2 separate regions of the Homo sapiens genome follow, and region 2 is linked to region 1. A link is a loop called in an ENCODE intact Hi-C map of the cell type or tissue named here. Cell type or tissue: PC-3. All regions are shown on one strand. Each heading gives the region's core, and the rest is flanking DNA. Links, peaks and the distances in the headings are about the cores only. Region 1 overlaps HS2ST1 (heparan sulfate 2-O-sulfotransferase 1). Region 2 overlaps HS2ST1 (heparan sulfate 2-O-sulfotransferase 1).

Region 1 (15,979 bases), core at 7,267-9,766:
ACAGACCAAGAAAAGGAGAAACAAAAACAAACAAGAGCTCAAGAAACTGTGGTCTAGAACAAAAGATCTAACATTGGTGTCACAGAGTCTTAAAAGAATAGGAGAAAGAAAGCAGGGTTGAAAAGTGCTCAAAGAAATTATGGCTGACAACTTTACACACTTAAAAAGAGACATAAACATTTAGATAGAGAAGCTGAACAAACTCCAAATAAGGTAAACCCAAAGATATCCATGTCAAGACATATCATAATCAAACTTCTGAAAACAAAAGACAAAAAAAGTCTTGAATGCACCTGTATGAAGCCTACAAGAGAAAACTGGATTAACAGCAGATTTCTTATCACGAACCATGGAGCCAATAGGAAGTGGCACAATGTTTTTCAAGTGCTGAAATAAAATAATCGTATACCTAGAGAAAATAATTTTCAGGAATGAAAGGGAAAGTAACTCACATGAAAGAAAATTAGCATTTATTGCCAGTAGACCTACCCTAAAAGACTGGCTAAAAAAACTCTATAAATAAACAAAAAGGAAAAGATAAAAGAAGAAATCTTAAAACATCAGAAAGAACAAACAAAAAAATGGAGAGTAAAAATATGTGTAAATACAATAAACTTTCCCTTTCCTCTTGAGTTTTCAAAAGCAAGTTTGACAGAGAAAGCAAAATTATTACGGCATTCTGTGATGTGGCTCTAAATGAAGGCAGAGCAAATATTTAAGACAATTACATTGTAAGTGAGGGAGAATAAAAAGACAAAAGTGGAGGTAAGGTTTCTATACTTCACCTGAATTGGTAAAATGATACCAGTGAACTGACAGGTGACATTTATATAATAAAATATGTAAAACAAGCATGAAAAAGACTATATAAAGACATTAAACTCAAATCAAAATGCAATTCTAAAAAAAAATATAAGTAACCCACAGGAATGCAGAAAGAGAAAACAGAAGTGAAAAAAACAGAACAGAAGACAAATAAATAGAAATGTCAAGGGAAATTTTAAAAATACATTGACATGAATGAAAATGAAAATAAGCAAATCAAAATTTGTGGGACACAGTTAAGGCAGGACTGAGAGGGAAATTTACAGCACTGTATGCAGACTTTAGAAAAGAACAGTCTCTAATCAATAATCAAAGAAGATATACAAATGACTAACAAACATGAACAGATGTTCAACATCATTAGTCACTGGGACATGCAAATCAAAACCACAACAAAGTACCACTTCATACACACTAGGATGGCTATAATTAAAAACAGATAAACCAAAAACTTAAAAAAAAAAAAAGAGAAAAGAATAGGAAAATAACAAATGTTAGTGAGGAAGTGACAAATTGTAACCCTCATACATTGCTGGAGGGGATGTAACATGGTGAAGTCATGATGAAAAACAGTTTGGCAGTTTCTCAAAAAAGTTAAACAGAATTACCAAATACCTCAGTAATTCTACTCCAAGGTATATACCACCCCAGAGAACTGAAAACAGGTACTCAAATACTTATAAATGTTTAAAGCACTAACTCACTATAGCCAAAAGGTAGAAACAATCCAAATGTCCATCAACAGATGAATGAACAAATAAATTGTGGTACTATATACAGAGCAATAGAATATTATGCAACTATAGAAAGGAATGAAGTACTCATATATGTTAGTAATACAATATAGATGAACATCAAAAATATGCTAAGAAGCCAGATACCGAAGGTCATATATAATTAGATTAATATGAAATATCCAGAATAGGTAAAAATGAAACAGTATATATTAATATATTGGTGGTTGCCAGGGAATGGGGGGAGGGAGAAATGGAAAGCACCCGATTAACGGTGATGGGGTTTCCTTTGGAGTAATGTTTTGGAACTAGATAGAGATGGTGCTTGTACAATATTGTGAATGTTCCAAATGCCAGTGAATTGTTCCCTGTAAAATGGCTAACTTATGTTTGTTTCACTTCAAAAAAATTACCAAATATTGAGATCTTATAATACAGGTTCATTTTAATAATAACATTAAAAACAAATTATAAAATATTTAACTGTTTATAAATTAGTCATTTATTCTCAATTTAACAATATTTATTGAGTATCTTCATGTACAATAAATTTTTGTAGGCCCTTATTAGACACATCTTTTAAACAAACATAATGCTTCCACATTAAATATATGTTAATCCTTAACATTCTGAAAATACATTACAAAATAAATATCAAATTTTCTTTCACAACTTCATCTGTGATAAGGTTCTCACTAAAAATATATTGGAGTTAATGCTCCTGAGATGATCTATTAGATAAAAACATTAAAGTAATTATTAAATACCCCATCAATCCAAAAAACACCAATTCTTTTCTTTTTGTGTTATTGCTAAGGTTACTACGTTAAAGGAATATGAGTTATATTTTACTAAATGTACTTGCCAAGCTTGGCTATGGCTATACTTTTCTACAGTTATTACATTAATTTAACAATGTGAAATCCTTATAAGTTATAACCTTCTTTTATTATCAATCTGAGAAATACACTAATCACCTACATGAAAAAATAGTATTGGTAATAGCTAACATTGAATTCTCACTATGCTTTAAGTGTTTTATGTATATCATCTGTTACACCCATGCTGTGTTGTGGTTTATATACATCATATCATGAGAGGCAGAATTATTATCCCCATTTAAATAAGAAAACTGAGTCTCTTTAAGTGATCACCAGCTGTTTACTGATGTCAGGATACCATTACAGGTCAATGTGACTCTAGAGCTCATGTTCCACATTATACTGATTGTCTGAGATTTTGTCTATTTCTATTATAGGAAGAGGTAGAGCCTTATAGTTAAATACAGCACTACAATATTATAGAACTACCTTTTTTTTGCAAATGCCTTTTAAAATTATTTGATATATTTTATTTTGGGATTGCAAAAGCATTTTGCAATTGTTTCCTGCAACATTCCTTTGAAATAGGCATGGTAAATAAGTGAAACAGAGGGACAGAAGATGGTTGTCTTCCAGGTGCTTAAAAGAAAAACATGCTGTACTATCTTTGCAACTTCCTGTGAATATATAATTATCTCAAAATTTAAAGTTATAAAAAACCACAACCAAAGCCAAAAACAACATAATTCTTGATATCATTCCCCAAATTAGTAATTGTATAATATTCTAGGTATCATTCTTGAATAGGGAAAAAAAATCACAACATACAAAGGTTTTACTTATTTATGGGTTACTATATGGATTGTAAGGTCTGAAGTAGGTCCAATATAGGGCCTAAGTTTTTCTTTAAATGTACCAGAATAAGTATAGAGATGAGACCTATTATTCAAATTGTAAGTAGAATCCTCTCCCAATTCACAGTTTAGAAAAACACCAATTTGCCTTGATTGTACTGACCAGAGTCAGATTTACCTGCATCCATCTTTTGGGAATGAAACTCCCAGAGCATTTTTGGGAAAAAAATTCTTTTACCAGACGCCCATAGCCTGTTCACCCTAGCCTCTTACTTCTGTCTGCCAATAACACCTGCACCAAGTATCTATTTTTAAAATACAAAATATCATAGTTAAAAATCATAGGTGAGCTGACTTCAAGGCTTCTTTCTTTACTCATTTCAGTCACTTGAAATAAGTACGCTGATACAAAATGGGGAGTCCAACTATACATGCTTTTCCTTTTTCTTGAGCTTTATTAAGACATTAATCTCATCATCCCTCATCTCTTTATAAATTTCTCAAGTGAACTGTTCCTATTTTCATAGTCTATCTTGTACAAAATTGAACAAATGCCACTGTAACAAATGCCATAAGTAAGAACAAAATACTTCTGGATCCAAGAATTGGAGAAAAACCTTCTGGAAAATACACTGAGTAAGTTCAGCCTTAAAAGGACAGAGCTGGCTTTCAAGATGTGGGGATGGCTAATTGGAGAAGGCATAAAAGCCTGAGTAGTAGCACAAGCTGATAAACAACAAATATACTAGCATAATGATTATAATATTAACAGTAATGTGAAGCAGCTGCAAAAAAACGTATGGCAATTTTAGGCTGTGCCAATAGGTATATAATTATCAGTGTAACAAGTGCTTCTACTTTGAGCCTTTACTGTGAGCCAGGAACAATGCTTCATATTTTATTCATTTTTTATTTTTTTGAGACGGAGTCTCACTCTGTTGCCCAGGTTGGAGTGCAGTGGTGTGATCTCGGCTCACTGCAAGCTCTGCCTCCTGGGTTCACGCCATTCTCCTGCCTCAACCTCCCGAGTAGCTGGGACTACAGGCACCTGCTACCACGCCTGGCTAATTTTTTGTATTTTTAGTAGAGATGGAGTTTCACCATGTTAGCCAGGATGGTTTGATCTCCTGACCTCATGATTCCCCGCCTCGGCCTCCCAAAGTGCCAGGATTACAGTCGTGAGCCACCGCACCCAGCCAACGGTTCATGTTTAAATGTACATTACTTCACCTAATTCTTGCAATAATCCTATATGGTAACATTACGGAATTTAGACTCAGAGATATGAATTACAGGGGAAAAAAGTCAGAATTCACACCCTCATCTGTCTGATACCAAAGCTTATACTCCTAACCAAAACACAGTAATTAATGTTTCAAGTCACAGGAAGGAACAGTTCCTAAGAAATTTGTATTTAGTCACACAGGGCTATTATGTGTCATTTCAGGCACACGTTAAAAGCTAGAGTACTCCAGAATGGGAATGAGCTGGATGGATCATGCCACATAAAAAACTTAAAAAAAAACAAAACAAAACAGTGCACTTAGCTAAGAGAAAATCCATAAAAATGACTAACAGTCTCTTGAAATACTTGAAAAGTTATTGTGAAAAAGAGGCAGAATCCTTTTTGTAGCATTACTCCAGAAAAAAAGATATGACTGTGGCTCAAGAGAGAACGGGCTTTCAAATAATTAGTAGTGCAAAGTAAAGACACAGGCAGTTTAGGGGGTGGTAAGTTATTAGTCTCTGGAGATACTCATATAGAGGTTGCATGAGGACCTGTCAAAGAATGATGGAAAAAGGATTCCTGCACTGATGAGAGCTGAAATCAGGGGACCTCTGGATTGCATAACCCTGAGATAAGTTCCATAAAGCTATGCTATCAATTTCTCCTCTACAGTACAGATGTGTTTTTGGACTCCCTCCACCCACTCACCCCGAGGCTAAAACAAAATCGAAAGAAGCAGAAATAGAGAGAGAAGCAGGCCAGTAACAACTGGGTGGGAGGAAGGGAGTAGGATGCCTACTTATTCTCCCACAATCCTATTTTATTCAGTTTCACCCAGATGTATTTGTTTAGCTTAAGACAAAAAATACAGTTTTTTTTCTCTCTCTTTTTCTTTTTTTGAGACAGAGTCTCGCTCTGTCGCCCAGGCTGGAGTGCAGTGGCATGATCTCAGCTCACTGCAAGCTCCGCCTCCCGGGTTCACGCCATTCTCCTGCCTCAGCCTCCTGAGTAGCTGGGACTACAGGCACCTGCCACCACGCCTGGCTAATTTTTTGTATTTTTAGTAGAGATGGGGTTTCACCGTGTTAGCCAGGATGGTTTCGATCTCCTGACCTCGTGATCCACCTGCCTCGGCCTCCCAGAGTGCTGGGAGTGAGACTTTGTCTTTAAAAAAAAAAAAAAAAGTGCCTTCTGGGTGACAAAGAAACCTTCCAGGCAAAGGGAAGAAGCATGAGCAAAGTCCTTGGAGGCACAACACTGTAGAGTGCATATAGGCCCTAAAAGTGGTTCTTAATAAGCTTAGAAGATAGGAGAAAAATTAAGGGCAAGGTAAAACATAAGGCAGAAAAGTGGGCAGAAGCCAGATCACAGTGTCTTAATCACCATATTAGGAATATGAACCATATCCTATAAGCCAGCATTCTGAAACTTGCTGGTCTCAGAACCTTTTATACACTTAAAGATTGTTAAGGACACCAAAGAGCTTTGGTTTATGTGGGTTACATCTAGCAACAGCACATTAGTAATTAAAATTGAGAAACATTTATTAACTCACTTTAAAATAACAATATGACATGTCAGCATAAATGACATGATTTTGTGAAAAAATTTTCCAAAAGCAAAAAAATTTAGTGTAACATATTTTTGCAAATCTTATAAAGTGTCTGGCTTAATAGAAGACAACTGGATTTTCATATCTGCTTCTCCATTCAAAATATTACCATATATTATTTGGGTTGGAGTCAATGAAGAAAATCAGACTCATATAGATACAGTTGGAAAAGGAGTACTTTAGTAGCCTTTTCAAATAATTGGAAATATTCTTTTTCAATTCTACACTAAAACCTAGTGTTAATTTCTTAAAAGTTAACTGCAATGTGATAGAAAACCATATTAATGAATATACACTATTCAAGTTCATATCAGTGAATATATACTGTTATATTGATATACTTTGCACTGTCATTTGAAAAATATTGGTATACGGAGTTATGCAGATCCTCCAAATATTAATACATTAGAATTGTATAATAAAAATTATACAATTTAAAAAATCACATTCATTATAACACCACCAATCTCAGAGAAGTCTAAGTATTGGGAAACTGTTATGTTCATAGCGGCAGATACAAGTTTTTTTGAATTTTATAATTGGCAACTAATACTGTCAACTATTTTCCTTACAGCGACAAGTTCACTTCATTCATTTTTGAGAAAATATCTCCCAACTACACAAGTCTGAATAAACATAGTTTGTGTGTTGATCATTCTTTCAAGTAAAAACAGTGTTCTATGAAAAAAATTGCCTTGTTGAGCTTGCAACTTGTCTTAATCTATTTTCTCTTGCTATGACAGAGACCAGGTAGTTTATAAAGAAGTTTCTTTAGCTTCTGGTTCTTTAGGCTGGCAAGTTCAAGACTGGGCAGCCACATCTGTTGTCTTCTGGTAAGGGCTTCATGCTGTATCAAAAAATGATGGAGGAATAGAAGAGAAACTGACATATGCAGAAAATAGCGCAAACACGAGAGGCAATCTTGCTTCATAACAACCTGATCTCATTGTAACTAATGTAGTCCTCAGAGAGTGAGGACTCACTAACTCCCTCAAGACTGTACTGATTCTTTCATGAGAGCAGATTCCTCATGATCCAAATGCCTCTTAAAGGTCCCACCACCTCTCAACACCATTACAATGGGGACCAAGCCTCAACATGAGTTTTGGTAGAGACAAACCATATTCAAACCACAGCACAACTCAATCACACAAGTGCTTTACCTCAAGACAACCTCTGTACTCTGGTATGCAGAAGTGCTTGATGTACTTTATATATTGTGACAGAATATTAAGGACATACACAAAATAGTCAATATTTAATAAAGTTATTGCTTTCTGACGGACATTCTTATGTGAAAATGGCTTTTGAGGGTTTGGGCTGTTAGAGAAAGGCAGCAAAAAACACAATGCCTACTAGTACAGTTTGGTACCACCAATGCTTTTTACCATAAGGACAAATGTCAACTAGTGAAAAAGGCAACTAACATCTTAGAATTATTATGAAAATGATTGTGAACTATTTTGTGAAAGCCCTAAAGGAGTCTTAAGCATCCCTATGGTACATGGACTGCACTTTCAGAACAACTTCTATAAGCGATAAAGAGCCATTTTTTTAAAGAGTTTTAAGTAACCCACGCGGGACTTCTACAATGCAAGATTTTATAGAGTGATAACGCTTACAGTTGAGTATCAATGGCCTGAAGACATAGTGAGGATTAAGACTTGAAGGAAAGCAACTGCAGTAAGGAAGAAGCATGGGGACTGGAAGGAGATAGGTTAATGGGTTAGAGGCTTAGGTGACAAGAGTAGAAGACGGAATTGGAAGTGGCTAAGGTACTGTCTCTAGGCTTCTTTACTGAGGAGGAAGATGGTACCATTCAGTGAATTTGAGAATTGGGGAAGGAAGAATAAATGGGGATGAAGAAAGGAATTCAGGATAGTTTGTAGTCTACACTGAAGTTCAAACTGAGAAATCAAGTATGTAGCTGGTCTGTGGAAGAGCCCATTTTCATAAGGCTTTATTTCAAGCTTGTGTAAGAACAATATCCAAGCCTAACAGGTCTAGGGAATAGGATGGGGAGGGCACAATGGCAGAAAAGTTCTGGATTAGAATGTAATGTGGCATCTGTTCCCTCCCAGCCCCATGAATTTCCAGATATTTATGTGTTTGAGTTTTTAGAGAAAGGGAATGCAGGGAAATGATTAAGGAGCTGTTTCAAAGAAGGGCTTTGTAATATAAAGGGGGCACTGTATTAATTAGGGAAACATCAGCTGTTGTAACGAAATCTCGATTGTTTACTACACAAGAAGTTTAGTTCTTGCTCAAGTACCAACATGAGTGTTTCTGGTTGGCAGACAGCCTTTTATGCAGTAATTCAAGGAATTATGCTCCTTTCCTCTTCTGACTTTGCCATTCTCCACAGTACCTTGAAGTCTTTTGATCCAGCTGGCCGATAGAGTGCAGAAAGCACAACCATTTCTTAATTATCTTGGCAAACACTAGTCATATGGCCCTACCTAGATGCAGGGGTTGTGGTGAGAAATTTAATCCTTGGTGGGCAGTTGCTTCCTAGCAATAAAAACATACTAGAGGAAGAAATGCATGAATAGCTGGTATATAGTTTGCCATTTCTTCACACAGGCACATAAAGCAGGTTCACAAGTGATAAAGTATGACATTACTGAGGACATAAGAGAACTTTCTCCATTTCTACATGAAATGTGACATCAATCTTAGCACCATGAAGGCTCCCATACTTTCTGGCATTTCCTCTTGGGGAAGCAGCAGAGATGATGATGCTTGATTAGAGATAGTTGTTCTATGGACAAGGAAGTAACCAAGCAGATTCTTATGGGTAGAGGGGAGTCTGCTTTTTAAAAAACAAACAAAAAAACCCACATGAGATATCTCTAGAAGAGTTTCAGAAATATTAGAAAGGAATTTCAATGGAGAATGAAGCCCTGTGCAAACATCTAGGGTAATGGCCAAAATAGGCTATTTGACCTATTATAATAATGAAAAATAGGCTATTAATGTAACTCTGATTCCATATGTATTTACAGGGTTAGTATGAGGGAGAGATTTGGATTATCAGTTTCAGACACAGTGAGTTTCATGTGCCCATGGAACATCCAGGTAGTAATATGTAGGTTACAGAAGATATACATCTCAGGAGAAAGTTCTGAACTAAAGATAGAAATTAAGAGTCACAACACAAAGGCATCAGCTGATGTAAAAGGAGTAAATGAGATCATGAAGGTACACAGTTAAAAAAAAGAGAATTTTATTTTTATTTTTAAACATCAAAAGAGAATTTTGAATTCATCAGCTTTTGGTTCTAAATATCTGTATTACCAACATTACCTATAACATATGTGCAATACAACCAAAAACAAATCTGCACTATCACTGCAAGATCATGTACTAATCTATTAAACATTTTAAGTGCTTTTGACCATGTTGTCCACTTGTAGATACTCAAAGTATACTGCAGCAGATAAATGCTAGTTTCATGTCTTACTGACATGCCTTTAAAATGTTTTTTGAAGGACTCATGAGTTTTGCAACTCACAAAGCACGCAGCTGGACCTTACTACTAAGAATGCATTTAACTAAAATCTCTGCTAGCATTTTTTTCCAAAGTAAAACTAAACATAATATTGTAGAAGATGTGAAAAAGGTTGAAAGTAAATTATTCAGGAAGACATTAAAAAATTTTTAATGCACATACTGGTGGAAAAATAAAATAGGAGTAAATTATATATAAGCTTTGTAATTCAGCTAAAATATTAATTTTGATATTAAACTGGTAGGAATAATTCAGAGATTTCCTTAAATTCTTAGCACAAGTCCATACTGCCATTAAAATAGATGTGCTTTGATTGTTGAAATATCATACCAAGAAGATTAAAGCATTTTCAAAATCAAGAAATGCCAGAACTGTCTACAAAGCTAAATTATTTTCACACTTCAACAACTGCACCTGGTGCTCCACTCACTAGTAAGTAAAAAGAATAAGAAGTAACTAGGATTCAACTCCAGCTGGGTTTGGGTATCATTAACGAAAACCTAATGCAGCAGCTGTTGAAAATTAGAATTAGCAATGCTGAAAACTTGCTATTATTTTACTGGAGTTTGATATGCATCATATTCTAAAGCAGTGGTTCTCAAACTGAGCATGCATCAGAATTACTTGGAGCATTTGTTAAAATACAAATTCCTGCCTTCCCACATTCCCTAGCTACTAATTCCAAGGACTAAGAATTTGCCAGTCCAGTTCCCAATGCTGATATGATGGTCCAGGAACACTTTGAGAATCGGTGTTCTAGAGGGCATTTCTGTTGGCTTATTAAGAAGACAGATATAGAATATTATCTTTTCCATGTAACTAATTAATTGTACCCCATTAATTGGAATTTTAGATGTACCTTAGATCTGTGAAAAACAACGTAATGGTATAAACTAGTTGTGAGGGTATTCTGGTCATCACATCCATTACCCTTTAACTCATGGCACTGATTCTATTGGACTAACTGGATTTCCCATCTTCCTCACTGCTCGCCACCAACCACTACGTCTCCTAAGGCTAGTCAGTTCCTCTTTAAAGCATGCTGTACCATCATTATGGAAAGCACAAGTGAAATGTTTACATTGTTCTTGAGCATAAACTGTTACAAAACCCTGTGAAAATGCAACATTAATTAATTCTGAATCATGGTCATTGCCCCACACCCTTTTAAACTGAAACCATTTTTGGGGTACAACCAAGAATTCAAGAACCATGTTAAAGATATTCATCTAGGAACATTCACGTATATATGAAGAAATTCTGATTAAACTACAAGTTCCAGTCCTGGCTTACTAGTTAAAAACTGAAGTTCAAGTAGATTGTACACTACCCATTGTTAAGACTAAAAAAGTGAGTTAAAAAAAAATTTTTTTTGAGACAGGGTCTCGCTCTGTCACCTAGCCTGCAGTGCAGTGGCATGATTAGGGCTCACTGCAGCCTCGACCTCCCAGGCTCAAGTGATCCTCTCACCTCAGCTTCCGGAGTAGCTGGGACTACAGGTGTGCGCTATCATGCCTGGCTAATTTTTGTATTTTTTGTAGATACAGGGTTTCAGCATGTTGCCCAGGCTGGTCTCAAACTCCTAGGCTCAAGCGATTAGCCCACCTCAGCCTCCCAAGATGCTGGGATTACAGGTGTAAACCATTGCACCTGGCCTAAAACTTTTTATATTTTACAGCTTTGTATCTTCTGAGAAACTGTTATAGCTTTTCAGTTGAATTTGTATTTTTCATGAATCTTTAAAAATTAGTCACAGGTATTAATATTCTAAAGATGTTCTTTTTTAAACATCGATTTCCAAAAACTGTCTTCCTTTGCATTTGTCTTGTGTAACAAAAAAGAACCATTATTCAGGATCCTGTAAACTACAATTCTTTACTAGTGACACTTCAACATGCCCACAATGCAATGATAATTGATATTCTCAATAATGACCAGTAAAATGCTGGACAGTTGTTATCAATCGACAAAAACTAATGCTTGACCATAATTTGAGTTTTAATTGTGTTTTACTGAATTTTAATCATATGAAACAAGTGTAAGAAAAAAATTCTCAAGTAGAATATTCTTTATTTTGCAGACTACTGAACATTTACTATACAATAGACATTTTAATATCTACTTTAAAATAATTTGTTGATCTTTACATACCCTATATATTAGCTTTTTAAATCCATTAATATTTTTGGCTTATTTTCCTATGCCAGAAATAAAATTATGATCATTATGAAAAGGTATGGGTTGATAAAATTAATGGGGATAAGGCAAAGTAACTCAAAACTGTTTGTTCTATTGTGAGTTACTCTGCCTCATCCCCATTAATCTATTTGAATTAGGCAACATAAATTTAAGTACATTCTAATTGAACACTGGAACCAATCAAACCACGAAAACTGAAAAAAAAAAATCATGTAGAATTAACGTGACTTTTTGGGGGAGGAGAGCATAACTTGTTTAAAAGCTACTTCTTTCTCTGAAAGAAAGGTGATGACCATTATTACCCAGTATACAGCAGACACACAAATTTGCTTAATAAAAATAATATAGCATACTAAATTAAACCATATGGGAGACAGAGTTCTTCACTCCACAATCTAAGAAATATTAAAAGGAAGTGAAGGATAATGTTAAAAGTGAAGGTTTGAGGTGATTTGATCTCTACTAACCTAATGTTACATATAGCACAGTCAAAGCTAAAGCTCCATACATGTCAAGACTGTTTAGTATAATATTCTAGGTATATCACACCTGACTAATCCTCAGAGGTTTTTTCCTGTAATGGTGCCAAGACTCTGTAGGAGAAAGTGATAGTGGCAGAAAAGTCAGAGATTAAAGTGGTCAGATAAGTAGGGCAGGACCATGATTTCTGACCCTAGAGTAATCTAAGAATCACATGGAAAGTTACATTACCTTAAAATAGATTACAGGGTATAACAAATTCCATGGGACTGGGGAATCTGTATTTCTTAAAAGCTCCCAAGGTGATATAAGAGCAAGTAGTCTAAAATCAATAACAAACAGAAGATATTAGAAAGCAACACTGGAGTCAACATTTGTTGACTCTGGTTTGTGACCCTGTGGGTACCATTCTCCATTTTACCCTTTTATAGCTAAAATTTTACAGGAGTCTCTGTAGCATAATCTCTCATATTTGGAGGCCATTTTATTTCTAATGTAGTCCCAGTTTACTTCCCAATTTTGGCTTTTTCTTGGTGGCCTAAGATAACCTAGAAATAATAAGTCTAAATAAAACAAAGTTCGAAAAATAAAGAAAATAGAAATTTTAGGAATAAGATTACTTGATGGGATCTATCAAATTATTCAAATTCTTAAATCTTAATTTATAATTACTAACATTTATATTTGCACATTAAAAGATAATGTACTAATTATCAGGATCCATACACACCATAGAAAAGGCTGAGATTGTCAGACTAGATAAAAAAGCAAGATTCAACTATATTCTGACCACAAGAAAACCACTTTAAATGAGAGAAACATTAAATAACTTAAAAGCAAAAGGATGAGAAAAGATATATCACATTATCACAAATCAAAAAAAGCTGGTGTAGCCATATTCATGACAAATGGATTTCAGAGTAAAGAATACTGGCAAAGATAAAAAGGATCATTTCATAATGATAAAGGGGTCAATTTATCAAAAAGACATAACAATCCTAAACAATTTTGTACCTTTATAAGAGAGTTTTAAAAACATATGAATTAAAAGCTCACAGGAAAAACAGACAAATCTGCAAGTATAATTAAAGATTTCACCATCATGCTCACAACAATTGATAGTAAACAGAAAATCACTAAGATACAGCAAATTTGAACAATATCATCAACTAATTAGCCAATTGGCATTTAGAGACCACTCCATCCAGAATGCAGATACACATTCTTTTCAAGTGTACATGGAACATTTGATAAGACAGACCATATTCTCAGTCATAAAACAAGGTTCAAAATATTTGAAAGTACTCAAATCATACAAAATATATTCTCTGACTAAAACAGAATTAAATTTAAAATAACAGAAAAGACATTTGAAATGTCCACAAATACTTGGACTAAATAACACACTTCAAGTAACCCACAGGACAAAGAAAAAAACAAAAAGGAAAGTAGAAAAGCATTTTGAACCTAATAAAACAAAAACATCAAAATTGTAAGATGTAACTGAAGCAGTGCTTTTAGGGAAACATACAGCACTACACGATCATATTAGAAAAGAAGGCAGTTCTAACACCAGTGACCTAAACCACAGCTAGTTCTTTGTGCCAAAAATAAATAAATAAATAAAAATAAAACTGATAAACTTCTAGCCAGACTAATAAGAAAAAAAAAGGGAAGATACAAATTATTAATATCAGAAATGACAAAGGAGAGAATACTACAGACAATAAAAGAATATTATAAGCAACTGTAGCCAATAAACTTGATAAATTGCTAAATTCCTTGAAACACAAAAATTAACGAAGCTCACAGATAGCTAAACAGAATAACCTTTTAAATCTATTAAATGTATAGATAAAAAACCTTCGCACAAAAAATGAAAACAAATCTTTCTCACAGATAAACAAAAGGCCCAAATGGCTTTAGAAAATTCTACCAAACAAAAAAAATACCAATACCAAAAATACCAACATAAGAAAACATCAACACAAACTCTTGAAGAAAACGCTTTCCAGTTGAGTCTCTGAAGCCAGCCTTTGATACCAAAATCAGACATGAAATCCCTTATAGAGGCAAAAATTAACAACATTTAGTGAAATGAAAGGACAATTATCATACCTATGTAGTTTATCCCAAGGATACAGATTGGTTTAACATGCAAAAGTCAATGTAACTTACCTTATTAAATAAGCTAAAGACCACGTATTCATCTTAATACATGCACATAAACAAAATCCAACATCAATTCATGATAAAAATCTCAGCAAACTGGGACTAGAAGCATGATAAAAATCTCAGCAAACTGGGACTAGAAGCATGATAAAAATCTCAGCAAACTGGGACTAGAAGCATGATAAAAATCTCGGCAAACTGGGAATAGAAGGGAACTTCCTCAAACTAATAAAAGGATATCTGTAAAAATGTTCAGCTGGTATCATACTTTACTGAAAGACAGACTGGATACTTTCACCCTAAAACCATGAATGAGGCAAGGATGTCCACCCTCATCAGTTTTACACAACACTGTCTTGGAGGCTCTAGCCTGTGCAATAAGGCAAGAAAAAGAAAGGCACACAGATTAGAGAGCAAGAAGTAAAACTGTCTTTTGTCACAGACAGCATGACTGAATGCGTAGAAATTCCAAAAGAATCTAATAAAAAAGCTACGAGAATTAATGAGTTTAGCAAGGTTGCAGGATATAAAAATCAATATACCTAAATCAATTGTATATTACTAATAACAGATAATCAGAAATTCACATAAAAAATACCATGTAAAATAGCACAAAAATATAAATAAATTTGCAATAAGATGTACAAGACCATACAGTAAAAATTATAAAACTCTGCTGAGAAAAATTAAATAAGATCTAAATAGATATGCCACATTCATGATTGAAAGACTACTGTTAAGATGTCAATTCTCCAAAAATTTATATACAGATGCCATGCAATCCCAATCAAAATCCCAGGACACTTTTTGGTATGAATTGACCAACTAATATGGAAATGTAAATAATTTGGAATAGGCAAAACAAATTGAAAAATAAGAAAATTGAAGGATTTACACCACTTTATCTCAAGACTTGTTATCAAGTTACAGTAATCCAGACAGTATAGTACTGGCATGAAGACAGACATCCAGATCAATGGAACAGAATAGTGAATCCAGAAATATAACTATACAAATATGATCAATTGATTTTAGAAAAACTTGGATACAAATATGATCAATTGATTTTAGAAAAACTTGGTAGGATAGTTCAATGAAGAAAATGATCACCTCTTCAACAAATAGTATGGGAACAACTGGATAGCCATTTTTTTAAGGGAATCTTCATTCTTTCTTCATTCTTCACATCATATACAAAAATGAATTTAAAATGAATCACAGACCTAAATATAAGAGCTAAAATTATAAAACTTATAGAAGAAACAATCCTAGTAATTTTAGGTTTGGCAAAGATTTCTTAAATATGACACAGTAAACAAGAACTACAAAAACAAACATCAATATAGTGGACTTCACTGAAATTAAAAGATACAGAAATGAAAAGGAAAGCCACATAAAGGAAAAAAATTTGTGAAATGTATAGCCAACAAAAGATTTGTATCATATCAACAAAAAATGTGTATCTTACAACCTAATGAGAAAATAGCCAGTCCATTTTTTTAAATGAACTAAGGATTTGGACACTTCCCCAAAAAAGAGATAT
Region 2 (15,979 bases), core at 7,252-9,751, 62 kb after region 1:
TTTGAAGTTTTATTAAATTTAGATTACAAATTTTCTCCTTCGCAGATAGCCCACATAAAAAATGACAGGGCAAGGAAAATTTGGAAAACAACCACTACAACAGACTTTTTTATCCCCCAAAAGTAAATAAAGATTTGAAACTTATAATATTAACAAAATTTAACCCGAAGATTACATGGTATTTTGGGGAGATAGGAACTTGGTTCAAAAAGATAAGCAATGGATTATGAGGAGTAGCCTGTGTACAGTAAATCCAAAGGTATTCACATACAGCACCTCTCTTCTCCTGATTATCTCCACACAACATTTTGGCATTTTGGAAAAATAAAGATTTTAAAATATTTTTGCTCTCATTTTTCAGCTATTTTTCCTATTTCTCAAAGTGATATACAACATTATCAGGGTTATATCCACTTGTATAAAAACAAAAGCTTTCTTCCATTATACTTAAGATGAAGCTTCTGGATACCTGACCACTACAAAGCAACAAACCCTGGAAACCAATATACTGCAGGCATTAATTTTGATTCTGAGGGACTGGTATCTTAAATATCTCTAGAACAGTAGGCATGTTTGGCTACTCCTCAACAGAAACTGAGGGTAGAACTGGTAAAATTGTTTCAGTAGTTATAACCCAGAAAACAGGGTAGTACTTTCCCAAGTGCAAAATTGTGTATGTTCCCACTGTGCTACATAGCTGAAGCATACAAAAGCTATAAAAGGTAAATGACTGTCATGCCCTATAAAGAAAACAATAGTAGAAAACATGCATAGAGTGAAACTGGGCAAAGTCTTACAAGCTTTCAAATGCACAACTCTAGATGTCCCCAACAATTGATTAGGGCAAACTACCAACTACATTCTACTCTTTGGATCATTTTTTTGGAACAGGAAGTCTTTTGCGTTAAAACTATTCACATGCAGTCTGATGCCAGACGCCACTTAGTCCAAGTTTTATTCCCTATTTGAAGTGGGCATAATTTGGAAATTTATCATCTTGGAGCTTCTGGACTTTAGACTAAAACTCAAAAGCTGAGAGATATGTTCTACATACTTTTTGGTAAGAAATACTAGAAACAGGCATTTAATTGCTGTGTCAGTTTCCATTACATTAAAATAAGGGGATGATAATCTTCAATGTTCCTTAGTCTTAAAATTGTGTTTTTTAAGTTAGTATTCCATTAGTTTACATTTGTATAATCCAATACAGCTTTAAGAAATGATTACCTGTACATTTGATAAGGTCTCAAGCATCAATTTTAAGTCCACTTCTTATGTACTTAAAGGTAAGACTACTCATTATTTGCTTTATAAGAACTGTACTACTTTTGGGATTTTCATTTAGTTTTTTTTTTTTTAATGAGTCAAGATTTGCTAGGAGTTGGTTACTACATAACCAACCCTGTTAACTGAAAACACAGAAACAAAAAAATTAATGTTTACATTCAACCAACAGGCAAGGTGTACTTGCTGGCATAACTATTTTCTCCCTTTTTTTGGCATAACTAATCATTTGGAATATTACTGCCATTTACAAAGAGGCATTCCAAGAACATATTTTATTGTCAGAAACTTTATTATCAGAAGTACAAATAACGTGGAAATAGAAAGTTGGGTTAATGACGTGAATTCCATACCTACTCTAGGGTTACAGGAACAAAGAAAGGAAAAATCACTGTGTATTAGAAAAGCTGTGAAAAGACTCTTGCAGAATATTTGACTTTACTAGGCCTAAAACAGATGTATGATTAACAAAAGTAAGTTGGGGGGGAAAGCATAATTTGAAAAGAATGACGATATATTCTTTTTGGATATGGAAAATGTCAGAAATATAAATTGAGTCAAATGGGAGAGAGAACAGACATTGGTTTTAAAAGTCTACAGAAAAGAGCTGAAACTGAAGATGTGTACCTAGATTATTAATAGATAAACAAAAAGAAAGGGATATAACAAATGACATGGTAAAACCACTAAGAAGAAAATAAAAGGCCAGGTGTGGTGGCTCACGCCTGTAATCCCAGCACTTTGGGAGGCTGAGGTGGGTGGATCATCTGAAGTCGGGAGTTCGAGACCAGCCTGACCAACATGGAGAAACCCTGCCTCTACTGAAAATACAAAATTAGCTGGGCATGGCGGTGCATGCCTGTAATCCCAGCTACTTGGGAGGCTGAGGCAGGAGAATCGCTTGAACCCAGAAGGCAGAGACCGCGGTGAGCCGAGATCGCACCATTGCACTCTGGCCTGGGCAACAACAGTGAAACTCCATCTCAAAAAAAAAAGAAAAAGAAAATAAAAATTATTGTTTCCAAAAAGAACAGATTATATCAGCCTCTAAGATATTCCTAGAAACCTTTTAAAATACCTTGATCTTTCATGCTGTGGTATACATTTTCTAAAACACAGGGCTCTTTCCCTTTGAGGGTTAACTAGATGAAGTATAAGCACTAGTAAATAAGCTTTTAGATCTGTAGATCTACACTTCTCAAACTTAAATGTGTATATGAATCACCTGAGCTTATTAAAATGCAGATTATGAGTCAGTAAGTGACAGCATGGGGGAGGAGGAGGATTCTGCATTTCTAATAAGCTCCCATGTGATGGCCAAAGAGTGCTAGTCCATGAACCACAGTTTGAGTAGCAAAGTTTTAGATGAATTTCTATAAATCAGCCTTAATATTAAATTTTTGGGAAAGTTGAAAAATATTACATTTATTGAATTTCATTGAAAAGTTCAATAGAAAATGCTTTAAACACAGCAAAAGTAAGATAAATTCTGATTTAAAGGTACTTCAGAAAGCCATATTAAATGTGTACGTGTGTGTATGGAAACAGAAGCCTAAAAAAATTCAAGATCTTGAAACATAATAAAATCTACCTTATTAAAAGCCATGAATAATTCCACTAAGAGAACAGGAATGACTGTTGTGCTTCTGTAGTAAAACCACTGTGAACTGTAAGAAAACTAGAGACATTATGTCACTCGAGACAATAAAAATTCGCTCAGTGTATTGCTTTATTTACTGCCTGGAAACTTTCTAGTGAAATGGACTTATTGACTTAGACAAGCATATTTGAGACAAGCATATTACTTTAAAAAATAATTCTCAGCAGTAGCTCTGTAGAAAATTCAATGACCTATAAAAAACAAGCTCCTGAATGCTGTATGTTCCTGTGGATGTTGAATGTATTTGGTCATGCATTAAATGTACTGGTCAATCCTGAGGACATTTTAGTACTTACATCAAATTTTCCTAAGCATTTAAAAGCTGTTTATATATAAGAACAAAGATATATTGGAAACCCTTAGCAAGATAAAAACAAAGATGACTTAAAGAATTATGTATGGACCAACACAAGGATATCCTTGACCTCTAAGTAGGTCTTACCTTCTGTAGCAATCTGGTACAGCAAGTGAAAAGTTAGTAAGAATCATATATTGCTTCATTCAGATAGTGGACAATTATGATCAAAGGTGTAATACAGTAGGCCTCCTTCATCTGCAGTTTCACGACCCATGGTTTTAATTATTCACAGTCAACCACAGTCTGAAAATATTAAGTGAAAAATTCCAGAAATAAAGAATTCAAAAGTTTTAAATTGCACACTATTTTGAGTAGTGTGATGAAATCGTACACCACCCTGTCCCACTCAGGACATTATTGTTCCTTTGCCAGTGCATTCATGCTGTATGTGCTACCCTTCCCTCCCCACCCACACAGTCACTTTTATCAGATTAACTGACACTGCACATAGAGTTCAGTACTAGCTGTGGTTTCAGGCATCTACTGGGGGGTCTTAGAACATATTCCCCATGGATAAGGAGGGGACTACTGTATTTTCTTAATTTAATCTCAAATACCTGAAGCTGTATTTGCATTTGGGACACAGCCTTACTCCTCCATATAAGATAAAGATCACAGAACTTAGCCTATTACTGTATTTCTTTAAACAAATTCTCTCATCTTTAGCTTTTAAGAACACAATTTACACAGGTGAATATATCATAAAGGATATACTTTTTAGATAATGGCTTCAGTGTACCAATTACTAGTTATCTTATGCATTCGAACTCAATCTGTATTTCAAAGTTGCTGAAATTTCTGCTCAGCTCTTAAGCCTCAAAGTCACTGTTATCAGATGGGTTTCCAGAAATCCTGCCCTGGGCCTGGGTAGTGATTAAACTACCATACTTGAAGGAGAACTTATATGCAGATATTATGTGCAGAATATTCAGTTCTCTGCAGTTCTCCTCTCACCCCCAACCCCCACGATTAGGCCTCCGTTACCAGCCTCTCTGGGCTCCTTAGCCATGTAAAACTCCTTCTTTTTGCTTGATCTCCATCTGGCACTGAGAATTAGAAAATTCCCTCAAGGAAAAGACCAGAATAAATATGGAGATCACTTCATGAGCTTCTCTTTTCTCAAGAATCACAGACCCTCAAGTCGAACCTACACCGGCTGCTCTCCAAGGCTTTCAAATAGCTGTTGTATATATATATATGGCCTAACGTTTATAAGGTTTCAGTAGGAGAATTCATTTGATACAAAGTACTCAACACAAAACCAGGCTTATTAAATTTCAGTTACTGGGATTTTCATTTCCAAAAGTTTTGTCTGGTTCCTTTTCAAATCTGCTATGCTGCTTTTTGTGATTTCCTTGGAGATATCTTCATATGTATTATAATTCATAAGCATAGTTATTTTAAATATGTGTCTAATATTTTTAATATCCCAAGTCTATGGAATTCCAATTCTGCTGTCTCTTTTTGCTGGTTCTCCTTCAGTTGTCTGTTTCTCCATATGCTTTGTTATCTTTGACTACTTGCTGGAAAATGTAATTGTAGGGGTTCACTGAGGTCTAGGATAATATGTCTCATCTGTAGAGGCTTACATTTGCTTTGGGGGACAGTATGAGACTGGACCATCTCCAGCCAAGATGGGCTACATGTACCTGCAACACAAATACTTATGAAAGGCAGTCTATGGCCATACTTCTGTTACTTTTTTTTTTTTTTTTTTTTTGAGACAGAGTTTCACTCTTGTTGCCCAGGCTGGAGTGCAATGGCACGATCTCAATTCACCACAACCTCTGCCTCCCGGGTTCAAGCGATTCTCCTGCCTCAGCCTCCCGAGTAGCTGGGATTACCGGGATGTGCCACCATGACCAGCTAATTTTGTATTTTTAGTAGAGACGGGGTTTTTCCATGTTGATCAGGCTGGTCTCGAACTCCCAATCTCAAGTGATCCGCCCGCCTCGGCCTCCCAAAGTGCTGGGATTACAGGCATGAGCCACTGTACCTGGCCTTTGGTACTTCTTTTAAAAATCTCTTTCCATTTCGTTTTCCTTTTCTGCACAGCATTAAACCATCCTTATCTACTGTCCCTACCTAGTTACAGGCTATCATTAAAAAAATGGCTATCTTTTTAGAGCTTAAGAGTTTAAAGCATTTAAATATTATATATTTTATCCAATATGTTGATCTAGGTAATTTAATACCTCATTTTAAGAAACCAGCCACCACTTGGTGCTTTCTCATCATCTTAATTATCACCTTTTCAGAGACCTTACCAGAGCACTGAATCTAAAATCACTCCACCAATCATTCTTTATCACTCTACCCTCTGTTATTTCTGGCATAGCACTTACTAGTCAATGAAATTGTCTTATTTACTTATTTTTTTTTGCTATCCCTAAAGAGAATATAAGCTCCAATGAAGGCAGAAGCTTGTCTCTCCTGTTTGGTATGTAATGCCAGAATTTATCTACCAGTTACTGACATAACTTCCTATAGATATTGAAAGAATGCATTAAGTCAATAAAGAAGATCACAAACCAGAGATCTCCTCACCTACCCCACAAAATTTCATTTCTTATGCATAGAAAAAAGAAAAAAAATTTCATTTCCTCTCTTTAGACAAACATACTATTTCTAACAGCTCAATCCCAAGTGTCGACATCTAATCCCCTTTCTCTCTTACTCTTCATGTCACCTCTATGTTGCCCAGGAATTGCTATGTAGTGACAGAAATAAAACATAATGTTGGTGTTTTTAAGAGTTTTCTAATATCACAGAGTGAAAATAATTCCAGATCAAATCCTGGTAAATTATTAATATTCATCAGAGCTCTTAAACACCAAGGTAATTAAACATGCAATATGGGTAACCATTTTTACACAGATATGTTAATGCTTAGGGTAAATAGCTTACATTAGACTTAAATTTTGACATTTATGTGCATACTTTTGAAAACAAATAGGTCAATTATAAAATCAAGTGTAGATTTTTGCTTTCATTTCCTAATTGAGAAACAAGAAATCCAACAGTTAAATAAACATACAGGTTTAGACTCTTTCATCTCAAAGAGCAATGACAAAACAGTAGAGGTGGGAAAGGAAGAAAAAAATCCTATAATTTTATGAAGTTCCAACTTTTTATTTTTGACACATACAGTACCCCTTATGTTTTTTTAAGCAAGCATTAATGAACTTTATTCTAAAGCAGTGTAATGCCACAAAAAGAGTTTTGTCATAAGAAAAGGATGATTTGAAATTTGAAATATTCACATTCCTACTCTAAGTACCCTTAGTTAACAGATTTCCAGAAAACTTCATTATTTAACAAAAGTATGTACTTTCTGTTAAATGAAGATACTTGGTCGATGTACTACAAATCAAGAGTGTTAAGCAAAAATGTTTTTTAGTTCATTAAATTCCTTAAGAAACAATATAGTTTTCATTCTGTAATAAGACCCTAAAACATTTTTACTTGTCCCAGAATTGGACTTAACCACTGAGACCCCACTACAAAGCCTCTCTCACTGTTAAAGATTAAATTGTACTTTATACTATCCTGAAACAATCACTATTAATTTGTTTTAAAGAAACAAATTGTTTAATTATCCTCAAAAAAAGGATAGTAACCTCTTTGTGTAACAAATTTCAATCTCATATTACAGCTCTGATCACAAGTAATTTTGTATTCTAGAATTGGCCTACACTCAGAGGTGTTTTCACTATGGGGCCTAGTAAACTGTAACAAAGCCAAGGAATTTTGTTGCCCATAATGAAGTTAAGAGAAACTTCATCTAATTTCTCTACATAGCATACACATACACCCACTAAAAAGCATTGAAAATAAAATGTATAAAACTGCATTATCTGTGGAACATTATCTTGCAGCTATACAAACACAAGTTTATCAAATTGCATCAGGAGGAAATGCAATCATACTGAATGGATTATATAATGATGAAATGATTATATTAAGCTTTCCCTCAGTGTGATTTAGCAAATGTGAATTTACATAAATGTACAATGATGCTTCATAGGTAATATAATTCACATGGAAGCAGGAATAAGGTGTTTTTTTTAACATACTTCTTAGAACACTAGATTTATAAACTGTTAAGTATCTGGAGGAAAACAAAATTTTCCTCTCTAAAATACTGGGGATTTTAGTTTAAGTTAAAAGCTTAACAAAACGGGCACACTTTGCCCACCCCTTCTCGCTGCCTTTCTCACCTAAAGCTAGGCCCCTTTTGCAACACTGCTTATCAGCTCAGAGACAGCAGTAGTAAATATGTGTTCCCATATTACCCCACCTTTTGGAAGCCTGAAGATAAATCTTTTTTGTCTTGTCACTATATAGAATTTCTGGCTTTTTGTTAAGATACTATTTAAGCAAGTCCCCCATGCCACTGCCTTGAAAGAGATACACTTTTGAACTGAGGCCTCTCCCAAGTGATAGGTACAGCACACTTTAATAAACTTCTTTTTCTTTTGTTAATCTGACTTTTGTTTTCAAGAGAATGTCTCAACTAAAAATCTAAAAATGGAAAGAAAATAAATTATGTTTTCAACCCTATATATCCATATAGTATTTTTATATGGTACTGGTAATGATACAAGGACACTATCTATATAGAATCTAGCTGAGTCATATAGTAAACATGTATCTTACTGATAAGAATGCACTTACAAAGCCTCTAAGGAGAGGGTAACTAGTCAGCTTTTAAATTATCTATAAATAAAGAAAACAAAACCTTAAAATACTATGCTTCAGCAGACATGTAAGCAGGAACAACCCCCCGCCCACCGCCCCACCAAAGTCAACACTGCTGTATTTTTCAAAGGGAAACAATTTTGATCAAAGCACTAGATAAACATATGTAATCAATATGGGGTACCCCCCTGCCAAATCCTATTATCAGTTTTTAGATTTCTAAGTATGGTTGCATACATTACAAACTGTACCTTTTATCACAGGGGATTTAAAAGCTTTTGAAATGAAAGTCAGTTGATGAGGGTTTAGGACATGCTACCCCAAAATACAGTACCTGGCATACTGAATACTTCGAGATGAATGAATTTGATAAACAGCATGTACAGGAAAGACTTGGTGACCTTCCCCTGATGCCAGTCATAAGACTCTTCTGTGAGAGGTACCCTCCCCACACTGGGAGGAAAGGAACATAGACACAGACGCCAAGAAGAATGTGAACAAACAGGCCTTGCTAAGTTTCCCCCAGTTTATTACAGTTAGCTCATACTTTTTATCTTATTAAATTCTTCTACAATCTTCCCCTTCATCAAAACTAGAATAAAAACACTCAGGTTCAGCTACTTCAGGTCTTCATTTCCTTATGAAGGCTCCTGTGTCAAATAAAACTTACGTTAACTAAATTTGTACGGTTTTGTCTTGTGCATCTGTCTTGTAAAGGGCCCCAGCCAATGAATCCAAGACTGGTAAAAGAAAAAGATATTTTTCTTCCCCTATACGGTGCATAAAAGAAACAAAAAATTTGCCAGGTGCGGTGGCTCATGCCTGTAATCCCAGCAATTTGGGAGGCCGAGGCGTGCAGATCACCAGAGGTCAGGAGTTAGAGACCAGCCTGATCAACATGGAGAAACCCCGTCTCTAAAATACAAAATTAGCCAGGCGTGGTGGCGCATGCCTGTAATCCCAGCTACTCGGGAGGCTGAGGCAGGAGAATCTCTTGGACCCGGGAGGTGGAGGCTGCGGTGAGCCGAGATCATGCCATTGCACTCCAGGCCTGGGCAGCAAGAGCGAAACTCCATCTCACACACACAAAAAAAAAAAAGAAAGAGAAAATTAAAGTGTTACAAACTCCAAGTAACCCAAATTTTCAGCGCATGAGTTATTCAAGATGAGAATGTTAAAACCTACTCTTTTTAAGGCTTAAATCAGCAGGACCAGTTTTGAGGAAGACAATTTTTTCACAGAACAGGGGTGGAGGAGTGGGGGAATTTGGGGGTGGGGGTAGTGGTGGAATGGGGAGTGGGAGGAGTGGTTTTGGGATGAAACTGTTCTACCTCAGATTAGATTTTCTTAAAGAGTGGAACCTAGATCCCTTAGATGCGCAGTTCACAATAGGGTTAACAGCTCCTGTGAGAATCTAGTGCTGCCACTGATCTGACGGGAGGCAGAGCTCAGGCGATAATGCCACTCACCTCCTGCTGTGCAGCCCGGTTCCTAACAGACCACAAACCAGTACCAGTCCGTGGCGCTGGGGTTGGGGACCCTTGGCTTAAAGTATATTTAAGCCATTCTGATTACTAAAATGTGTCTTCTTTCTTAGAAAGAGCATTTTGTACATACTTTATCCTCTTCTATTAATATGTTAATGTGAGTAGTAAAGAGCCAAACTACACTAAGCATACATTTTCTCACTTAATCCACACAGCAACTCTGTGAGGTACAAGTCTTATCTCCATTTTGCAGATGAGAAAACAGAGCCTTGGAAAGTTTAAGCTTCTTACCAAAGGAAGTGGCATACTTGAGATATAAGCTTAGTATGTTTAACTCAAATATAAGCTCTTTATGTTGTTAAATTAAGCATAGCCTGAAGCTGCCTCCTCACCTATTTTAGGTTCAGCCTAAAGGTTTCTGGATATAGTGAACTATAACCTAAGTAGATGTGTAAATACATTATAACCTACTATTGTACCAATTACAAGGCTTGGCCAATCACAGGAGGCTACCTATTCAATCCCTGTTCACATAAGGCAAACACCAACCTGTAACCAATACAGCACTTTCTGTACCTCACTTCTGTTTTCTGTACGCATTTTCCTTTTTCTGTCCTTAAATATTATCTGACCATGTGGGAACCCTAGAGTCACCCTGAACCTATCATGTTTCATGTTCAGGGGGGCTACCAGATTTGCAAATCATTCCTTGCTCAATTAAACTCTGTTAAATTCGTCTAAAGTCTTTTTTTGTAACAGATGGCATCAGAGTGGGACATGAAGTGGAGCATCTAGCAAGCCCCAAGAGCAGCCAGTGACCAAGAGAAATACCCACTGGGCCCATTCTGTCCATTCCTCTCTCACAACAACCAGAGACTGTGGGTAAGTTCTCTCAGTGGAGCTTCAGAATCCAAGATTTTGCGGTTTTGAGCTATACAGGTTTGAGTAAATTTTTTATCTGAACTTGGTTCAGAAGTCACAACAGAAACTGGACAGGGTCCAGCTGGGCACTCAGGCCTATAATCCCAGCACTTTGGGAGGCCCAGGCAGGCGGATCCCCTGAGGTCAGGAGTTTGAGATCAGCCTGACCAACATGGAGAAACCCCATCTCTACTAAAAAAAAAAAAAAAAAAAAAAATATATATATATATATATATATATAAAATTAGCCAGGCATGGTGGCATATGCCTGTAATCCCAGTTACTCGGGAGGTGAGGCAGGAGAATCGCTTGAACCTGGGAGGTGGAGGTTGCGATGAACCAAGATCATGCCATTGCACTCTAGCCTTGGCAACAAGAGCAAAACTCCGTTTCAAAAAAAAAGAAACTGGACAGGATCCAATAATTATCTGGATTGAATCTGGCTAGAGGCCTTAAATATCTGACTGGGTCAAACAAAAACTGGCGATAAATGGCAATACTACAGGGGTTACAAACTCTAGCTTTTGAAAATTCACAGGGATTTATTTATTCTATCCCCTTTGATCCTTTTTCTTGCATGCTTAGGTAGGAAAAATCACTGGCTAAGCTGATCAAAGAAATCTGAGAGGCAAAACCAAGATTCAACGTAAAAATGTGATGCTTAATTTCTGAAGAACTGAGTACTCTACCTTCTAGCTACATCTACATTTACACATAGAACGTTTAGGCCCCAGAAGCAGCAAATGTTCACAAAAAATGGCAAAGTCATACAAACAACAATCTTAAATTACTGTGGAATGTTCCAAATAAACAACATTGCATTTTAAGAACTGCATTTAAAAATAAGTTCTCCGAATGCTTTTACACTGTTTATGGGAGTGTAAATTAGTTCAACCATTGTGGAAGACAGTGTGGCAATTCCTGAAGGATCTAGAACCAGAAATATCATTTGACCCAGCAATCCCATTACTGGGTATATACTCAAAGGATTATAATTCATTCTACTATAAAGACACATGCACACACATGTTTACTGCGGCACTGTTCACAATAGCAAAGACTTGGAACCCACCCAAATGCCCATCAACGACAGACTAGATAAAGAAAATGTGGCACATACACCATGGAATATTATGCAGCCATAAAAAGGATGAGTTCACGTCCTTTGCAGGGACATGGATGAAGCTGGAAACCATCATTCTCAGCAAACTAACACAAAAACAGAAAACCAAACATCACATGTTCTCACTCATAGGTGGAAGCTGAACAATGAGAACACATGGACACAGGGAGGGGAATATCACACACTGGGGCCTGCTGGGGGCTAGGGGGCTAGGCAAGGGATAGCATTAGGAGAAATACCTAATGTAGATGACAGGTTGATGGGTGCTGCAAACCACCATGGCACGTGTATACCTATGTAACGAACCTGTATGTTCTGCACATGTATCCCAGAACTTAAAGTATAATAATAAATAAATAAGTTCTCCTGAATTTGGCTGACCCAAGGATGCCTATTGATGTGCAGAAGCTTCTAAAAATGTTGCAATATTTTTATTGCTTCTTTTGAAAGCCTCTTTATAAAAAGCAAATAAAAAGCTTAAGGAACTAGTTGATTTAAAAAAATTGAATCTGCAAATCTTTTGGCTAAATTACTATACTGTCCTGAATGTGAAAATAAAGGTGGATAAAGTGTTTGCTAATAGAAGGTAAGCCCTCAGGTAAAATAGGCTTGCTTCTTTATAAGAGCTATCCTTGTGGAGTCCAGGTAGAGAGAATACTTTCTTTGCCCTATTAGTTAATGGGCTTAGCCCTAAGCTCAGTCATTTTAGTTAAAAAACCATAGCTAAGTTATAAAGACTGTCTACTGAACTAAATTGGTCTCTAAAATACACCTTTCTGTCTTTTAGCTGGCTATTTTGAAACATGTTTATAAAAGAAATCTACATCTATAAAGGAAATCTCCATTTTTAAGGGTGTCTGCCTCCGCACCAGAAAGAAAGGGAGGACTGAGTAGTGAAACTCTTACCATTAAGATCACATGCCCAGAAGGTGTCTTTGACCGTTTCCCATGAATGATCAGTCTCGTTATAGGAATACGGGGTGATACAGAAATCCGAAGTATTCCAATCGCACTGCATTTGCATGTAATGTTCGAGACTCACTACCCAATCTCCAAGCCAAATAACAGACTGTCTTAAATCATTAATTTGATTAGCCAATTTTTGATCAATGCCTTGTTGAGAATTCCACATTTGGGTGGAATTGGCTTGCCAATCATTAACAAAATGACCCGTTTGAATAGATTGATGTAACGCCATTCCGGCAGTAGTGGCCAGTGCAGTGACTGTAATTAGGCCAATGATCACAGCGATTAAAGTGAAAACAAATCTCTTAGCTCTTTTTAGAATTCGCTGTAACATTTCATTAATTAAATGTATTGAGGAGGAGGATTCCCAAGGTCTGGGCAAAGCTACCAGAATCCAGATTCCTTCTCGAGCTCGAACCAACATTACACTTTTTGTGGAGTCAAAATGAGAGTTAATACAAGTGTATAAATGACAATTAATGCACTGGACAGTTTGTCAAAATTTTGGTATTTCCCACTAACAGCATGTAAGGAGGCTTAACACAACTCTGTATGGGAACAGTCAGGTTGGAGGTAAGCAAAGCAGAATGTCTGGATCTACGTTGATACTGAGAGAGAGGGACGGTAGCGGGGACAACAGACAGAACAGTGTCCCCTTCCCATACTCGCAGTCCAGACATGGCAATAGCCAATTTCCAAAGTTCTGGGTGTTCTGGGCTCAGTGGTGGCTTAAATTTACATAACAAGTCTTCCCTTTGCTACATCTTTCCTTGTTTGAGCAAATGATGGCTCCATCAGTCATCAGAAAGTTTAGAAAAGGCTATTTTTAAAAAAACTTACTTTCCATCTTCTTGATGTAACTGAAAAAGAAAACCCTTTCATTTTCCCACAGATCTTCATCCCCACTGCAAATGGAGCTGAGGTGAGAGAGACCAGCAACCTTTATTTGGATCAGCATGGACGAGGAGTCTCTCTCATCCTGGACATATGAATTGTAATTGAAAAAATGAATGGTGATTCAGTGGCCACAGACAAAAAAGGTAAAAAGGGAAGATTTTCCAAAACAGCCCCAATTTCTTACAATATCTGGTGTCAGTTCTTACCTTCTAGTTGAATAGAAATGGTTGGTTTCTTTGAATGGTTGCTGTAGATTAAAATTTTAAGTGTCATGAATTACAGGCATGTTCCTGCTACAGGGCCATTTGACTTGTAAACAGCAAGACAATGATGTTCCTAGAACAAAGTGAATAGAGACAGACTAACAGGAGATAAGATCAGAAAGGTAATGGCAGAGTCAGACAGTCTATTGCAGTGTGGACCACTGAAGATTTAGGTCAAGGAAGAGGCAAGATAATCTGCAGCCAGATCTCCAAAATGATCTGGAACCTGGGGTAGGAGCTACCTGACTCTGTGGCTTTCAGAACAAAGCATTATTATCACCTCCTTAGGCTGATTCTGCAGTATGGTTTTGAGAACCTTTCCTGGAAGCTCAACCTGCTCCTTTAGCCCTCCTAACAATTCTCTATGCTTTAAAATCTTGCTGAAACTAGCTACAGTAAATTCTTTTGCCTGCAAATAAGAACCCTAGTTGGGCCAGGCATGGTGGCTCACACCTGTAATCCCAGCACTTTGGGGGGCCGAGGCATACGGATCACGAAGTCGGGAGTTCGAGACCAGCCTGGATGACATGGTAAAACCCTGTCTCTACTAAAATACAAAAATTAGCCCGGCGTGGCGGCAGGCAGTGGGCACCTGTAATTCCAGCTACTTGGAGGGCTGAGGCAGGAGAATCACTTTAACCTGGGAGGTGGAGGTTGCAGTGAGTCAAGATCATGCCACTGCACTCCAGCCTGGGCAATAGAGTGAGACTCTATCTCAAAAAAAAAAAAAAAAAAACCTGGCTATCACAACCTTAATAGTGGTGGAAAGCGTGTAACAGTAGCTCTGAAATCAGGGAGGGAAAAAAGCAGTCCCAGGCAGAACAGGGAGTATCTACCCAGGCCTATGGTGAGTGACAAAATGCAAAGGTCATGACAGTTAGGTGGTGTTATTATTTTTCTATGACTGTCATAACAAATTACCATAATTTGGTGGCTTAAAGGAAAACAAATTTATTATGTTACTGTTCTGGGGATGAGAAAACTAAAACGAGTCCCACTAGGCAAAAATCAAGATGTCAGCAGGGCTGTTTCATTCTGGAATCTCTAGAGGGAGAATCCATTTTCTTGCCTTAACCAGCTTTTAAATGTTGCCCTAATTCCTTTGTTCATGCTTCCCACTCCTCCATCCTCAACACCAGCAATGGCTAATAAAGTCTTTCTCAAATAGCACTTTTGGGTCCCTCTTCCACAATTTAAGGATGCTAGTGATTACCACTGGGCAATGTAGATAATCCAAAATAATCTTATTTTAAAGATACCTAATTAACAACCTTAATGTCATTTGTTATTTTAATTCTCCTTTGGCACGTAAATTAATATATCCACAAATTCCAGGTATTAGGACACAGACATCTTGCAGGGAGGCGGATTATTCTGCCTACTACAAGTGAGAGAATCGGAAGACTGGCTGGTTAATAGCACGTTTCGATAGAACAATTTTCAAGCAATAAGATACCAACCTAGTGGAACTTAATGCAGCCCTGAAGCTGACAAAGTATAACTAAGAAAACTGTAACAAAACACAGTCCAGAAAAGGCCTTTTCTGTTATAAATTTACATAGATAAATATTTATATAAGAAGTTACTTGAAAATAAAACCCACTGATAAACCTTAAATCACATACTTAAGAAAATCACTTTTAATAAAATAAATTAAGAAGGAGAGTAAAATAATACTTAGCAAATACAGCAGATAAAATAATCCTGATTGTAACAAATTGGGGCTGTTCTGGAAAATGTGGGAGATTAAAAAAAAAAAAAAAAAGAGGCCAAGCTCATTAGTGTATTACTAACAGGTAATGATCACATTAACATGTCAAGCAAAGCTCACACAATTTAGGTGATTTTATAAAAGAAGAATAATTTGTGTTTTTTCAAAAAACAAAAACACAGGTGTCAATTCCTACCTTCTAGTTGAACAGAAATTGTTGGTTTCTTTGGCTGGTTGCTGTAGATTAAAATTTTAAGTACCATGAATTAAGGTACAGTAAGGGGGAACAAGCATGTAGTAAAAATATCATAAAAGGTTTAGAAGTTTTGGCCTTTGAAAATTTTTTCTTACAGATGAAATCTCTCTAAACTAAGGAGAGTAAGATTGCCATTTATGCTCCTGCCAGGTATTTTTCAAGCAAACAACATAGGTTGTTGTTATTTTTTAAGGAAATTTAACCTCAAATGTATTCCAAAAATCTATTTTAAATGTATACCAAGATTGAAATTGGGATTCTGTTAGAAATGTGTGTGTGTGTGTATATATATGTGTGTATATATATGTATATATATGTGTATATATATGTGTATATATGTGTATATATATGT

Evidence for each region. Peaks named below come from ENCODE experiments on the same cell type or tissue, not always from the same donor. Only the 100,000 strongest peaks of a DNase experiment are listed, where the experiment ranks them.
Region 2: it touches region 1 in a loop (4-fold over the local background); 3 of 110 quality-filtered maps call a loop at or near these places.

The regions. Positions count from the first base shown.
Region 1 is chr1:87,047,233-87,063,211 of GRCh38, reverse strand. The region is part of intron 1 of HS2ST1 (heparan sulfate 2-O-sulfotransferase 1); the gene reads right to left. Among named protein-coding and RNA genes, the nearest start is that of LINC01140, 75 kb to the left of the region's middle. In PC-3, for the core only: no CTCF peak of the experiment used is centred there; no DNase peak of the experiment used is centred there.
Region 2 is chr1:86,985,486-87,001,464 of GRCh38, reverse strand. The region is part of intron 1 of HS2ST1 (heparan sulfate 2-O-sulfotransferase 1); the gene reads right to left. Among named protein-coding and RNA genes, the nearest start is that of HS2ST1, 79 kb to the right of the region's middle. In PC-3, for the core only: no CTCF peak of the experiment used is centred there; a DNase peak (open chromatin) is centred at 8,464; H3K4me3 peaks cover 748 bases; H3K27ac peaks cover 695 bases.